Linked DNA regions of Homo sapiens: region 2 is linked to region 1. The links are chromatin loops, found by intact Hi-C in ENCODE. Cell type or tissue: CD14-positive monocyte. All regions are shown on one strand.

What was found. Hi-C counts contacts between places; a loop is a spot of excess contacts. Peaks named below come from ENCODE experiments on the same cell type or tissue, not always from the same donor. Only the 100,000 strongest peaks of a DNase experiment are listed, where the experiment ranks them.
Region 2: it touches region 1 in a loop (4-fold over the local background); 4 of 110 quality-filtered maps call a loop at or near these places.

Annotation. Positions count from the first base shown.
Region 1 is chr6:109,524,677-109,529,676 of GRCh38, reverse strand. AK9 (adenylate kinase 9) reads left to right here. Exons shown (of 41, transcript NM_001145128.3): 29 at 604-666. Among named protein-coding and RNA genes, the nearest start is that of ZBTB24-DT, 44 kb to the right of the region's middle. In CD14-positive monocyte, CTCF peaks have their summits at 2,254 and 2,460 (motif pointing left); a DNase peak (open chromatin) is centred at 2,496.
Region 2 is chr6:109,769,879-109,774,878 of GRCh38, reverse strand. All of the region lies in intron 15 of FIG4 (FIG4 phosphoinositide 5-phosphatase), which reads right to left. Among named protein-coding and RNA genes, the nearest start is that of FIG4, 81 kb to the right of the region's middle. In CD14-positive monocyte, no CTCF peak of the experiment used is centred here; DNase peaks (open chromatin) are centred at 2,308, 2,778, 3,154 and 3,498; H3K4me3 peaks cover 1,615 bases; H3K27ac peaks cover 3,938 bases.

The DNA.
Region 1 (5,000 bases):
ATGGGACCATGTAGTTGCAGGAAAACAAGTTTAGGGCCCCCACTGATTCTACATTATGGTGAGTTGTAAAATTATTTCTTTGGATATTACAATGTAATAATAATAGAAATAAAGTGCACAATAAATGTCATGAGCTTGAGTCATCCCAAAACAATCCCCATCTTCGGTCCATGGAAAATTGTCTTCTGTGAAACCAGTCCCTCATGCCAAAATGGTTGGGGATCGCTATGGTAGGCTATTTAATAGTGTGTTAAAAGCTTACCATTTTCAGTGAATTGCCTCCACGTATTTCCCTATTTCCTGCCACCAAAACCAAACAAACAAATGAGCGATAAATTTTGAAAAGGAGTTCTAAACTTTGTGGAAAGAGTAACTGACCCCAAGTGCTGTTTATCCCTCTGGAAGAAAATAGCTGATCAAGAGGTTCAGAGGTACAAGGATGCAAGCCAAGCAACATGATTACCGCCATCACATCCTTTCCTGCAAAGTTCACTGTGCTTCTGCCCAAACGTTATTCCTACTTTATATAAAAATATATGAATACAGAGAAAGCCACTTTTATCATTCTCCATTACAATTTTTTAATGTCTCTTTCTTTAACAGGTTGATACGATTGCTAAAAGAAGGGCTGAACTTATATTAGAGAGAGATAAAAAAAGGAGGGAGGTAAGTAGTTTTGTTTTTTTTTTCAAAACAGGGTCTCACTCTGTTGCCCAGGGCAGGGTACAGTGGCACAATCATAGCTCACTGCAACCTCGAACTCCTGGGCTCAAGGGATCCTCCCACCTCAGCCTCTCAAAGTGCTAGGATTACAGGCATGAGCCATCACACCCAGCCTTTGCCTTCTGGCTTAAGACACTCTTGTAACAGCTTTTCAAGGCTGACCCTCTTGTAACCTGATTTCCATCTGTATAAAAATGTCCAGCCAAACAAGGAGAAGAGAAAAAGAGGAATATCAGAAAATACAACTTGCTACAAGTGCAACCACATGTCACCCTGGTGTGAATATGCTGGACTTCCGTACAGAGGACTGCTGATATTGTACAGTGCAACTGCAACTGCAACTGCAGGCACAAAGCATTGCAGAAGCGGGGCCAAAGTAATTGTTGCTTTGTCAAAACAAAATATTCACAACCAAAAGTAGATAAGAAAAAACCATTGGACTGAGAAAATTATGGCACCATGTAAGAATAAGAACCCTCCTCTTAATTATTTGCCTCGATTTTCATTCATTTATTCATTCAGTCCATCAGCAAACATTAATTGAGCTTTGTGTCTGACACTGTTTCAAATACTGGCAAATCAGCCATGAGCAAAACTTACAGAAATCGTAGCCTCATTATAATGCTCATTTCTCTCATCAAACATGTTCTGAAAGTTTGCTCTGTTTAAGGTGTCATGCTAATGTTTAGGATCAAAAAGATGTCCTAACCTGGAATTAAGTACAGTTAACTACTTTAAGCCCTTGGGAGTCCCTAGTGGTCCCCTTCTGAATCACTTCAAATGTTTCAGCAGTGAAGGAGTCCAGGCTTTGCAGTTAAACACACCTACGCAGTATCCCTTCTCCAGTTCTCACTGACTTTGTTCACTGCTCTCCAGTGCCTGGTGGAGTGCTGACACATGTGACATTCAACTTCAGTTGTTTCGCTGAGGTTGTATAACATTGAGTAAGTCACTTAGCCTCTGTAAACCTAGGGCTTTTTATTGTAAAATGGGAAAAATTAATACATTTAGTTTCCCTAATTAATAATAATTTAATTTCCCTTTGCTACTCTTCAGTTAAATCTTCTTTTCTTAAGAATTAATTTTCAGGATAAACTTTAAATGTTCTTTATAATTTTTTCATTTGTTAACATTAGAATGGTGTGATTTCTTCTGATTTTTCATTCGGAAATTCAATATTCTATGTAGAGGTTAAATAGGATTTTGTAAGTCAGCTCTCCTGAGACTTCATGTTTGTAAAACTGTCTGTGTATCCCACAAAACTGATACAAACAAACTCGCAGCACAACTCCTGAGATGTTTGATGAATAAAAAATTAAAACTGTATGTGGGGTTTTTTTTTTCCAACTCCTTTGATGGAAATTTTATATGTCCTGCTACTGACTCAGACAATAAAGTAGACAAAATATAGCATCTCAGGGATGAGTTAGTGTGCTTGTTACTATTGGTCAGTGTGCCACCCTAAGTGGCATCCATCCCGACTCCACATCTATACTGGAGCTCACTTCCATGAACAGATCCAGGGGGGTTTCTCACATTTGCCTTCTTATGCAGAATATGCAGTTCTGTGACTTGCCTTTTTCAGACTAACTGGGGAATCCCTGGCGGAGAAAGCCCTTCCCAGGTTTGTCTTCTTGCCCTAAACAAAATCATTGTCTTTACTGTCTTTTTAGCACTGAATGGGACATTTCCAACATTAGAAATCACTTCAATATCCCAGTCATTACTTGCATTAATTTCATAGGGAAATGTCGCCATCTTGTGGACCTGTAGTCTCAGAATGTGACTGTAAGGCAGCCCCTGGCCTTGCTTGTAATCCTCCCTCTCTTCCTGTCCCCTGGCTCCGTCTCTGGGTCTCCATTAGGTGTTGGGTAGCCACTGGGAGGTGAAAGCAAGGGAGGGCCAGGACAGGAAGCCCGGGGAGCAAGTGAGCACAGTGTCAGACTACGCCTCGGAGAAGAGTAATAGAGACACATTGTTCATAGGTACTGAGGGAAGGCCCAAGTCAGGGTCCACATGAGGTTGAAACAAGGGTCTGGACCAAGTACCAAGCCAAAACCATCTCCAGGATCCTCTAGGGAGAAGACAGAGTGTTTAGACCCAAAGGTTGATACACAGAGGGCTCTTCAGGTTGAAACAGCAAGCAAAAGTGTGCATGGGTATACGGGTTGGAGACAGATTCAAAGCACTGAAAACCAAGTAGTTCACAATAGCTGCTCCACAGGCAGTGTCAGTCACACCACAGCATAATAAAGAAATTTGGGATCTAGATAATGAGCACCTGTGTCAGGAAGCCCTGAGAACTCTGACAGGTCTTTTACTTCTTCTTCCATTTCTTCATGCTTTCCTCTTCCGTCACTTCTCTAATCATAAAAAAATCCATCGCTCTCCTGGCACAAGCTTCTGTCCAGATGTAGCTTCCCCTGTCTTCCCCTACCAGTAGACAGTTGTAACACAGCTTACCCCAAATCTAGTCCTGTCTCTCTGAGACTATGAATTTATTTGCTTTCTGCTTGTCCCCTCTGTTTTCTGTTTCTCTGTTCCCCTTTTCCGGCCTTCCTTGGATTATTTGAATATATTTTAGAAATTCATTTTAATTATCTATTGCCTTTTTTTCTTTTGAAAAGTGTGTAAAATTTTTATTTTATTTTTTCTTTTTCAATTTGTATTTTAGGTTCAGAGGGTACATGTGCAGGTTTGTTACGTGGGTAAATTGCATGTTGCCGGGGTTTGGTGTACAAATAATTTTGTCACCCAGGTAGTGAGCATAGTACTCAATAGGTAGTGTTTTGACCCTCACTCTCCTCCTACCCTCTACCCTCAAGTAGGCCCCAGTGTCTTTTGTTCTCCTCTTTGTGTCCATGTGCACTCAAAGTTTAGCTCCCACTTATGAGAACATGCAGTAGTTGGTTTTCTGTTCCTGTGTTAACTTGCTTGGGATAATGGACTCCAGCTCCATCCATGTTGCTGCAAAAGATATGAATTCATTCTTTTTTATGGCTGCATGGTATTCCATGGTATATATGTACCACATTTTCTTTATCCAGTCCACCATTAATGGGCATCTAGGTTGATTGCATGTCTTTGCTATTGTGAGTAGTGCACTGCATGTGTGCATGTGACTTTTTAGTAGAACGATTTCTATTCCTTTGGGTGTATACCCATTAATGGGATTGCTGAGTTAAATGGTAGTTCTAAGTGCTTTGATAAATCTCCAAACTGCTTTTCACAGTGGCTGAACTAATTTACATTCCCACCAACATTTCCTTTTCTTCATAACCTCACTAACATCTGTTATTTTCTGACTTTTCAATAATAGTCATTCTGACTGGCATGAGATAAGACACCACTGTGTTTTCGATTTGCATTTCTCTAATGAGTAGTGACATTGAGCATTTTTTCATATGCTCGTTGGCTGTGTCTATGTTTTCTTTTAAGTGTCTGTTTATGTCTTGTGCCCATTTTTTAATGGGGTTGTTGTTTTGGGCTTGTTGATTTGTTTAAGTTCCTTATAGATTCTGGATATTAGACTTATGTTGTACGCATAGTTTGCAAATATTTTCTCCCATTCTGTTGGTTGACTGTTTCTTCTGTTGATAGTTTCTTTTGCGTGAAAAAGCTCTTTAGTTTAATTAGGTCCCACTTGTCAATTTTTGTTTCTGTTGCAATTGCTTTTGGAGACTTTGTCATAAAATATTTGTCCAGAACCAAAACAGCATGGTACTGGTACAAAAACAGATACATAGAGCAATGGAACTCAGAAATAAAGCTGCACACCTACAATCATCTGATCTTCGACAAGGTCGACAATAACAAGCAATGGGGAAATGACTCCCTAGTAAATAAATGGTGCTGGGATAACTGGTTATCCATATGCAGAAGAATGAACCTGGACCCCTTTCTTTTACCATATACAAAAATCAAAATGGATTAAAGATTTAAATGTAAGACCTGAAACCATAAAAACCCTAGAAGAAAATCTATTGCCTTTTTAAGTATAACTCTATGCTTCGTTTTTTAGTAGTTATGCTAGAATTACAAACACATCCTTGGCTTTTCACATTCTACTTAGGGTCAATATTATTCAATGTAATATTGTAAAAACCTTAGAACTGTCTAGCTCCATTTGCCCCACCCATCTCCAACCCACTAACATCCTTTATGCTCTAGTTGTGATGTGTTTTACAACTGAATACATTACAACCCTCAAAAGAAATAGTTCTAATGTTTATATTAAATAGTCACATGTATTTTCAAAAAATTAATAGGAAAGTAAG
Region 2 (5,000 bases), 250 kb before region 1:
AAACAGTACAATAGTATTGGGGTGGGGGTGGAAGGGACAATGATGTTAGACCCCTACCTCACATCAGACATTGAAATAAATACCAACTAAATGTAGGAAAGACACAGATTAACCCCTAATAGAAAAACAGGTACACACAATTTTCAAAAGAAACAGAAACAGCCAATGGATATATAAAAATCCAACTTCGCTAGTTATCAAATACTGCAAATTAGAACAACATACCATTTTCTGTCTGTTAAGTTGGCAAATACATTTCAAAATAGGCACTCCCATACTCTGCCAAGGGGAACATTAACTGTTTACATCCTTTCTGAAAGGCAATTTGGCAAATATATATCTATATAATATATATAGATAGATATTTTAAGCCCTAAAAATTATTTTTACCCTCTGACCTAATAAATTTGCTTCTGAACTTTTCATAAGATCAAAATATGCAAAAAGGTATATGTTCAAAGATGTTTGTTTAGAACAACTCTAAATGCACAAAGCAAATAACTAAATTATGATGCTTCTCAAAGATAGAGTACCATAGGGCTACTAAAAATCATGTTATAGAAGAATATTTAAGGTTATAAAGATTCATTACATTATCTAAAAGAGCAAAAGCATATTATAAATTACAGGTATAGTAAAACCAGAAGGATCATGTTCCCCTAAATATACAAGTGGCTATCTCTGGAAGGTGGGGATCATATGATTTATTTGTGAGCCATTCTGTACTTTGTATAATTAACATATATACTTTAGTAGTTGAAAAAAATGGCCAGGCATGGAGGCTCATGCCTGTAATCCCAGCACTTTGGGAGGCCTAGGCAGGCAGATCGCTTGAGCTCACAAGATTGAGACCAGCCTGGGGAACACAGGGAGATTCTGTCTCTACAAAAATAATAAAAAATATGAGCTGGGCATGGTGGCACACGCCTATAGTCCCAGCTACTTGGAAGGCTGGAAAGAGGGAGGATCACTTGAGCCCAGGAGTTAGGAACCAGCCTGGGCAACATAGGGAGACCCTATCTCTACAGAAAAAATAAATAAATAAATAAATAAAAATTAGACGAGTGTGGTCCCAGCTACTCAGGAGGCTGAGGTGGGAAAATCACTTGAGTCTGGGAAGTCAAGGCTGCAGTAAGCTGTGATAGCACCACTGCACTCCAATCTGGGTGGCAGGGTAAGACTTCACTCAAACAAACAAACAACAAGAATAGCAAACCCCTGCAGCCATCCAGATAACAGTGGATGGCCGTGGCTGTGTGGACTAGCGTGTCAGAAGTAGGGATGAAACACAGAAGATATTATTTTGGAGGTATAACCAACAAGATTTGTTGACAGATGGGATTGGGGAACAGTGATGAGGAAAAGAAATAATGCAGGGAGAATTCCTAGGTTTTCTGAATTGATCAATGGGTATTGAAGTAGAAAAAACAAGTAGAGAAACGGACTTGAGACAGAGTCAAGAGTTTCTGTCTCAGAAATGGTAAGTTTGTGATTTTGTTAGATTTCTGTGGTAGGAAGAAATTTGGCCCCCAAGACCTTTGCTCCCTAGTATCATACCATGAATATTTTCTACTACATGGTAAAAAGGACTTTGCAGATGTAATTAAGGTTACTCATCATCAACTGCAAGATAGAAAAATCCTAAATCATCTGGTTGGGTCCACTGTAATCACATTAATCCTTTAGAGGCTGAAGAGGAAGGCAGGAGGGGAAGGCAGAGAGATTTGAAGCACAAGATGTATTTGGTGCACTGTGGTAGGCTTTAAAATAGAGCAGGCCACAAGCCAAGAAATGCAGCAGCCTCTAGGAACTGACAGTGGCCCCCAGCCAACTGCCAGCAAGGACATGGGACATCAGTCCAATAGCTGCATGGAATTCTGCCAACAATGAGAATGAGCCAGGAAGCCTCCAGGTAAAAGCCCAGGTCAGCTGACATTTTGACTTCATTTTAACGTCATGTGACATCATTTTTACTCTAGTCTTGTGAGAACCTAAGCAGAGAATACAGCTCAGTAATGCTGTGTCCATAGACTTCTGATCCTCAGAAACTCTAAGATAATGGGTATTGTTTTAAACCACTGAGTTTGTAGTAATTTGTCATGGCAATGATAAAAAACTAATTCAATGGCCAGGCATGGTGGCTCACACCTGTAATCCTAACACTTTGGGAGGCTGAGGCGGGCAGATCACCTGAGGTCGGGAGTTCAAGACCAGCCTGACCAACATGGAGAAACCCTGTCTCTACTAAAAATAAAAATCAGCCAGGTGGTGGCACATGCTTGTAATGCCAGCTACTCGGAAGGCTGAGGCAGGGGAGTCTCTTGAACCCAGGAAGCAGAGGTTGTGGTGAGCCGAGATTGCGCCATTGCACTCCAGTCTGGGCAACGAGAGCAAAACTCCATCTCAAAAAACAAAAAACAAAAAAACTAATTCAATATCCCAGCAGAGATGCTAGGTAGACATTTAGATAAATGAGTCTGGAGTTCATGAGAAGTTAAAGTTAGAGCTAAAAATCTGAGTGTCAAATGCATGGTAGTCAAAAGCTGAATGTGATATCCCTAGGACAAAACTGGAAAAAGAGAAAGGTTTAGAAACACAGCAGGGGAAGTCAATAGGAGACTGAGACTCTCTCCTATTGACAGAGATCTCAATATCCCACTGAGAGATCTCACAAAGTGAAGTTTAAGAAAGAGGAAGTGGTCAACTGTGATGAAAGTTGTTGAAAGGTTGAGTAAGATGGAGTCAGAAGAGTAAACATTAGATTTGGCAATGTGGGAATTGTTGGTAACCTGGACAAGTACAGTTTCGGTGTCATGGCAGGGCAGTTGCCAAGTGGAGCAGGTAGAGAGAACACAGTGGAGACAACCCTTTCAAGAGGTTTTGCTCATGAGAGCAGAAAAATAGGACTGTGGCTGGAGGGGCATGTGGGATTAGGAATAGCTGGAAAGGGTGGATGGAAAATGCTAAGGTATGCTTTTATGTTAATGGCAATGATGCATTAGAGACAGAGAAACTGATGATGTACAGCAACAAGCATATAGTTAGGGAACACAAGAAGGCATGGGATTCAAAGAAAAAGGCAAGGTTTCACTTAAGATGGAGCAGGGCCACCACAAGCATTGTAATACAATATAGGGTAGAAACTATGGGTGCAGAAAAGGACGCCCTCTGCATTTGATGGGAGAATTAGAGGAAGTCCTGGCTAACATGGTGAAACCCCGTCTCTACTAAAAATACAAAAAATTAGCCGGGCGCGGTGGCAGGCACCTGTAGTCCCAGCTACTCGGGAGGCTGAGGCAGGGGAATGGCATGAACCCAGGAGGCGGAGCTTGCAGTGAGCCGAGATAGTGCCACTGCACTCCAGCCTGGGCCACAGAGCGAGACTCTGTCTCAAAAAAAAAAAAAAAAAAAAAAAAAGAATTAGAGGAAGTTCCCTTTCAATAACTTATTTTCTCACTGAAGCACGAAGCAAGGTCATCAGATGAGACTGAGGTGTTGTAGTTTTAAGGAGAGAGGACAAGTTATGAAATAGTCATTTTGGAGAGGGGAAGAATGAACTTACTATGGAAATGTCACAGGACAGTCCGTTGTCCTTTGGAGAACTGTAGTCTGTTTAAGAGTAATAAATTACAAACTTTTCTCTTGCCATGTACAACTGCTTTGGTTGCAGAAGAGGTGAAGAGTTGGGCTTTAACAAAAGTTACCAAGGGTATTAAAACAAACGTTATTAAAACAAAACATTTTTCCAACTGTTTTATTTCTGCTATTGCCAAATACAGCTTATTCACTCACAATCTGCTGTTTGAAGGATAACCTCAGAAGGCTATCTCACTATTCTTGATAAATTAAAATGTTCTCAGCATGTTCCCTTTGATGTCCCTCTTTCAGCAGTGAGCAGAAAGGGGAAGAAACTGCTGGCAGTCCTTTAGAGTACTATCATAATGCCAGGTGAAGCCACCTCAGCACCATCTTCTGGGATCACTGTCTTCCACACGTGATAAGCTTTGAAACCCTGACCCTGTGATATCGTTTGGATATTTGTCTCTGCCGAACTCTGGTGTTGAAATGTAATCCACAATTTTGGAGATGGAGTCTGGCGGAAGGTGTTTGGGTTGATGCACTCCTTGCGATAGTGAGTTCTCAAGAGATCTGGTTGTTTAAAAGTGTGTGGCACCTCCTTCCCCTCACCCCTTGCCATGTGAGACACCTGCTCCCCCTTCTTCTGCCAGGATTAAAAGTTCCCTGAGGCCCCACCTAGAAACTGAGAAGATAATGGCACGATGTTTCCTGTACAACCTGCAAAATCATGGGCCAATTCAACCTCTCTTCTTTATGAAATTACTCAGTCTCAGGTATTTCTTTATAGCAACGCAAAAACAACCTAACACACCTTGGGAGCTTTTCTCTTTAGATCCCTGTTGAGAACATGATTCCCCTCCATGCATGCATACACACATTCACTACATTCAAATTATGCACACGCATGTGGGTGTACATATTTATGTTAGGCATATATATACACACACACACACGTATATACAGCAGATCTATTATTAACTGCTGTAGGTTTCTTATCTTTTTTTTATAATAGGATTTAAATTCAACAAGCTCCAGCAAGAAAATCCAGGCTTAAAAATTTGCATTTAAAAAAAAATAGAAAGAGCTTAGCAAGGCCCTTAAGGGAATTAAAAGCTCTCCCTAACATCTGAAGAGATACCTATGCTTTCCCTGTAAAGCATCCTCCAACTCCCTATGTAACTAGTTATATTAAAAACTAAAAGGTGCTTCCTAGACCAACATGCATGCTAGCATGTGAAGCCTCAAGAACAGTTTTTAAAATGAATAGAAAAAAGGGTCAGGTGAGTTGACCCCATAGCATCAGTCCATCCACATAAACCAAGGGTAAAATTCCTAACAACCTAATTTCACTATTCTGGTTGCTTTTGTTTGCTTGTTTTTTGAGAGACAGTCTCACTCTGTCACCCAGGCTAGAGTACAAT